Regions from separate parts of the Mus musculus genome. Here region 1 is linked to region 2. A link is a loop called in an ENCODE intact Hi-C map of the cell type or tissue named here. Cell type or tissue: gastrocnemius. All regions are shown on one strand. Each heading gives the region's core, and the rest is flanking DNA. Links, peaks and the distances in the headings are about the cores only. Region 1 overlaps Cmtm4 (CKLF-like MARVEL transmembrane domain containing 4). Region 2 holds the start of Dync1li2 (dynein, cytoplasmic 1 light intermediate chain 2).

Region 1 (2,909 bases), core at 112-2,611, 82 kb before region 2:
GGGAAGCACTACTTAAGCACGGCTTGATTTGTCTCCTGCAGGGAGAAGACAGAAGGGGAGGACCAGGGCAGAGACTGGAGAGCAGGTGGAGGGAGAGCCTCTGCGGTAACCTGGTGGCACAGACCGAGGTGGTGAACAGGGGACATATGTTCAGGGAAAACCCCATGGGAGTTGCTGACAGGCTGTGCAAAACAACAAGGCCAATGGCCAACGTAATTCTACGGTTTGCCTGGGTGGCTGAAAGGAGGCCACTGGCAGAAACGGACAGGGAAGGGTCAACTCTCTAGCTTAGGACATGGTAATGCGGAAACAAGCCCAGGCTGGAAGGAAAGCTGAGGTGGAGACTAGCATCCAGGGTGAGTATAGTCAAAGGTCAACGGGAGTGTGGAATCCGGCCTCCGAGCTGGTCACAATCGTGCACACATCCCCCAAACTCTTACTCTCGTTCCTGTGGCGCAAAACACAGGGCCCAGCGGTACTTGGTTTCATAGCCCAAATCAGAAGAGTCACTGTGGAGGCTGCCTTGTTCTTTCTCCCTCTGGGGACAGTGAGCTGCAGGAGGAGGGTACTGCCATGGAGAGACCCAAAGCCTAAAGCTCCCTGCTGCCAGCCAGGTGAAAAGCCACCCTGGGAGCCAACATCCTGTCTGAGAACACAGAAGGGAACCACAGCTAACCTAGAATCCTTGCTCCTCAGAAGAAGCTGGGGAAACAGGACTCTTCTGGAGCAACTGGTTATTCAGAAATAGACCACACACCAAGGGGAGCCTCGTTCATAACAGAGCTACCATTAGCAAGCAGGGCCTGCTACTCACTACTTACCAAGAATCAAGGACGATGTGGGCATTTTCACTGGTTACCATTCACCCAAAGACTTCATAGGCATTATTAGCCCATTACAGATAAGGACACAGAAGTTTTATGAGGTAAAGAGGAACAGGAGGCGGGGCCAGGATTCAGAGCCAGTTCTTACTACCTTACACTACTCTGTCCTATCGATTCTCATATTGGAAACCATAGCTGACTGTTGTGGATATCTCAATGTGTTCCAAATCCAAACAGAAACATACAGAATAGTTTCTATAAATAATAAGCTGTATAAAAATAAGGGAATAAAACCATGTTATATGGGCTGGAGAGATAGCTCAGCAGTTAAGAGTGGTAGCTGTTCTTGCATACGACCTAGGGTTGGATCACAACTGCCTGTAACTCCAGTTTCAGGGGATCTGACAGTCTCTAGCCTCCAAGGCCTCCTGCACGCATGTGCTACACATGTGCACACATACAAAAGCACATATTCTTTTTATTTTTTATACACATAGGTATTTTGCCTTTATGTAAATCTGTCTATCACATGTGTGCCTGGTGCCTGTGGAGGCCAGAAGAGGGCATCAGATCCCCTGGAACCAGAGTTACAGACAGTTGTAAGGTGCCACTTGAGTACTGGGAATTGAACCTGCATCTTCAGGGAGAGCAGCCAGTGCTCTTAACCACTTAGCCATCTTTCCAGCCCAGCCCATACAGATTTTAATGTTAATTTTAAACTCAGAAAAACAGGTATCCACAGGTATTTCAAAATAAGGGAAACACATTATTTTTAATGATTATATAGTATTTGCGTGTAAAGGTCAATCTCTATACAGTATAATTTAAAGGATCCCTAACGATAGCTATTTAGATGTTTTCTGAAACTCTGCCATTATTGGCACTATATTTCTGGGAGTGGAGAGAGGATAGGAATAGGCAGAGAAAATGCCAAAATGTCTCCCAGCACAGTGAAACATAATAACCATCTGTGGGGTGAAGCCACTATTAGCCAACAAGAAGGAGAAACCTCAGCCACTGTGCTGTCAAGGCAATCAAAACATTAAGCCTCTGGACTGGCAGCAATCTTGCAGATGTAAAATCTTACTCATGTTAAAACCATGACAGGTATGAAATATAAATGAAGAAAGCTACAGCTTTTGCTCATCAGGAGGACCAACCAGCCCACAGAATAATTTCAAAGTTGACTGGTGAGGCAATATTGACAAGGTTGTCAGGTTTCCACTACTACCTATGGCTGTGACTGTCGATATCGAAACAGAGGAAGGGAAGAGAGAATGGGAAGGCCTGGCTGCTCAAGTTATTATATTAATACTTTATTAATAATATTCAATAAATACTTAATAATTAATACTTAAATTAATAATACTTTAAGTTTTAAAATTTTTATTATATTCCTAGTGTGGGGGTGGGGGATAATGAGTGTGTGTATTTGAACGTGCCTTTGCCAGGGAGCAGTATGTGGAAGTCAGAGGAGCTCATGGAGTTGGTTGGACCTGGAAACTAAAGTCAGGTAATCAGGTCAGCAGCACACACCTCTCCACGCAGAGCCAGCTGCCAGCTCCAACAGTGCTGCTTAAGTAGTGAGAAGGCCGGTGCTACTTGTGTGCAACGGTGACAGCCTTCCTGGCACAGTATCTTCCAGGACAAGCAGCTCTTGTCTGTGCAGAGCCACACTGCAGGACGGCTCTGTATGAGCAGGTGTGGTCCAGAAGATGAAGGCAACACTGCAGAGCTCCTCACTTGTCTCTGCCTCTTGCCAAGTCCTGGGAGGGACCCCAGCAACGCACTCGCATGGCTGTGCTTGCAAAGCCTACGAAAGCTAGCTACTTTCACTCAGACCTCCACCTTCTTCCACTCCAAATTCTGCTCCTTGTGGCGAATGAGAAAACAGCAGAGACATTCAAGGGGTTCAACTAACTGGAAGTTGAGTGAAGGATGTATTAAATTGGGGGTTAATGATCTTTTTCCTCAAATGGGTATTCCTTCCACATGCCAACTAGGAGCGTGTGAGTATAGGAGGAGAAATATGGTCTGAAGCCTATGGAGCCATCAACTGTCTCAGAAGTTCTTCTGCTTATCCCA
Region 2 (2,885 bases), core at 1-2,500:
AATGACTGACTGGGCAACCCAGCAGTGAGGGCAGGATTTATGCAAGAAAGTTCCTGGGGCTGACTCCCAAGCTCTGCTGCCTGCCCATGAAGACTGAAGAAAAGACTTCGTCCATCTCCTCAGTTTCCCAGTCCAGGTCACCTACTTCCCTCATCTTCTCCATCCAGCCTGCACATCCTCTTTTTCCTTCCTCCACATCCTCAACTTGGTGAGCACAAGGCTAACCGATGAACCGAGTCAAGGCTGAAGAAGGCTCAGCCAAAAGACTGAAGGAATGTGCCCCAATGCCCCAAGCCCACATCACATCACTGGACTCCAAACGGAGCTGCATTCTAGGGGGTCAGTAGAGGTGTGGGCTTGGAGACTCAGCAGCTACCCTGCCAGAGTCCAGGGTGCCCTCCCAGGCAGGCAAGCGACAAGCAGGCGCTAAGGGTGGAGAAGCCTGGGAACCAGTGGGAGGGGCGCCGCCTGACCCACCCCTGCGCCCCAGGGCAGTACCCCGCTGCTCACCGAACACCAGAATGTTTTTGCCGGACGGCAGCTTGGACCTGGCACGGGTGGACACTTCGCTCAAGATCGAAGACCTGCGGCGACAATGACAAGAGTGGTCAGCGCGGGACCGCCTAGGACCGCTCGGCCCACGACTGCCCATCAATGTCTGCCCACGGTCCTGCCCGCTCCGGCCCGCTCCCGGTCCGGCCGCGCCATCTGCGGCTCTATACGCTCCTCACCATAGACTCTGGCCTTCCTCCTCTTCACTTGTCAGGTCGCCGGCGGCCGCCACTGCGGGCCCGTTGGGACCCAGCAGCAGCTTCTTCTCCACCCCCACCGGCGCCATCTTGCCAACTGCAGCCACAAAGAGGGCCCTCCCCCGGGCCCGCCGAGGACCCGCAAGGACCCCGGCCGGGCCGCGCTGCCCGCCCGCAACGCCGCAGAAGCTCCGTTATCCAGCGCGTCCCGACGGGCCCGCGGTGTCCTCGTGCGTCTGCGGGACGTGGGATCGCCGCAGCTAGGGACGTTGCTGGGTCAGGCAGCCAGCCGGACAGCCTTACGCGGGAGGTGGAGCCGCGGACGCCACCAGACCGAGAGCGCGCTGGCGACCCCTGCAGGGCAGCCTCTGATGCGGCAAGTCCAAGCTTTGGAATGAACTCAAGCTAGACAACCATATTTATAAAGCGATCTCATTGAATCTTGTTTAATTCTTAATAAGTGAGGTGAGGAAACTACAGCTCAGAAGTTTAAAAGAAAATGGGCCAAACATGAACGAAGATCCACAAAAAAATGACTGGACATAGATATTTGCATGTCCTGTCATACCAGCAATGGGCAGCTGGTGGGGGCGGGGAGGGGGGGAGGGGGAGGGATCAGAAGTCTTAGACTACTTGGTAAGTTTAAGTTGAGCATGAGCTATGTGAGAGCCTACTTCAAAAAAATTAATTTTAAAATGGTTGCACATGGTGTCACACGCCTTTAATCCCAGCATTCAGGAGGCAGAGGCGGGAGGAACTCTATACATTTGAAGCCATCCTGGTCTACATAGCAAGTTCGAGGGTAGCCAGGGCTACATAGTGAGACCCTGTGTGCCGGCTAGTTTTGTGTGTCAATTAGAGTCATCAGGGAAGAAGGAAGCTCAATTGAAGAAATGCCATTGTGGGTGGTGCCATGCCTGGGCTGGCTGAGCAAGCCAGTAAGCAGCACCCCTCCATGGCCTCTGCATCGGTTCCTGCCCCCAGGTTTTAGCCCTGCTTGAGACCCTGTCCTGACTTCCTCCAATGATGGATTATGATCTGGAAGGGTAAGATGAAATAAACTCTTTCCTTCCCAACTTGCTTTTGGTCATGGTATTTCATCACAGCACTAACCCTAAGATACCCTGTCTCAAAACAGCCCCAAGACCCAGTTCTAGAGGTGGTATCCTGCCACTTCCAGTCATTACTCTTTTAGTTTTACTTTTATTAAATGTGTATAGGTGCTTTGTCTGCTTGCATATCTGTCCACTATGTGTATGCAATGCCTGTGGAGGGCAGAAGAGAGTGTCTGAACCCCTTGTAACTGGGATTACAGATGGTTGTGAGCTGCCCTGTGGGTACTGGGAATTGAACCCAGGTCCTTTGGAAGAGTAGTTAATGCTCTTAACCGCTGAGCCATCTCTCCAGCCATGTTTCTTCAACTATTATATGGCTTAATTTTCAGGATGCTCATTGAAAGTTTATCACAAATCCTCAGAATGTTGTTTTTCATCTCCTCCTTTGTAGACTTTATTAAACTGTGAATGATTTTTACCACCACAGTTAACAATACTTTTGGCTTTGCTTTACCAATTTTATTGTTGTTGTTGTTGTTTGAGACAGGGTTTCTCTGTGTAGCCCTTGCTGTCTTCGAACTTACTCTGTAGGCCAGGCTGGCCTTGAACTCGGAGATCCACCTGCCTCTGCCTTTGGAGGGCTAGGAGTGCCCCCACTGCCCTGCAAGGTTTCTGTTTTTTTTGCTTTTTTAAATCCTATTTTTCAGAGAGTCAATATTTCACAGCAGAACAAGCAGCTGTGACTGCTTTTCTTGAGTGGAGAAGGTAGTGGGGAGACTGGATGTAAAAGGGGAGAAGTAATGGAGAAAAGAAAGACAGGTTTGTGCTGATCAGGGGTAACTTTAGGTATGGCCTTTTGCTGTTCTCTAAGGAAGCAGGGTAACTTTACAAGGTGTTGATAAATACCATAAGGAAATGTGATATGGCAGGAAAAGCAATCACTTAAGTAGGTTTCAGTTGAAAAATACAGTGATTCTGGTTCAGCTAAAAATTAGCAGCATAAATTAAAGGATGCAACAATGGGCATGTAGTTTGCCAACTTGAATGTAAACTGGAAAAAGGAAAATGGGAGGGAAGAGCA

The links. A loop is a pair of places that touch in the nucleus more often than their neighbours do. Peaks named below come from ENCODE experiments on the same cell type or tissue, not always from the same donor. Only the 100,000 strongest peaks of a DNase experiment are listed, where the experiment ranks them.
Region 1: it touches region 2 in a loop (2.1-fold over the local background); 1 of 42 quality-filtered maps calls a loop at or near these places.

Annotation. Positions count from the first base shown.
Region 1 is chr8:104,359,870-104,362,778 of GRCm38, forward strand. All of the region lies in intron 1 of Cmtm4 (CKLF-like MARVEL transmembrane domain containing 4), which reads right to left. Among named protein-coding and RNA genes, the nearest start is that of Cmtm3, 21 kb to the left of the region's middle. In gastrocnemius, for the core only: a CTCF peak has its summit at 1,377 (motif pointing right); DNase peaks (open chromatin) are centred at 135 and 2,497; H3K27ac peaks cover 41 bases.
Region 2 is chr8:104,441,964-104,444,848 of GRCm38, forward strand. Dync1li2 (dynein, cytoplasmic 1 light intermediate chain 2) reads right to left here and starts at 1,084. Exons shown (of 13, transcript NM_001013380.2): 1 at 732-1,084; 2 at 511-584. The coding sequence starts at 838. In gastrocnemius, for the core only: a CTCF peak has its summit at 1,113 (motif pointing left); DNase peaks (open chromatin) are centred at 541, 861 and 1,067; H3K4me3 peaks cover 1,412 bases; H3K27ac peaks cover 1,322 bases.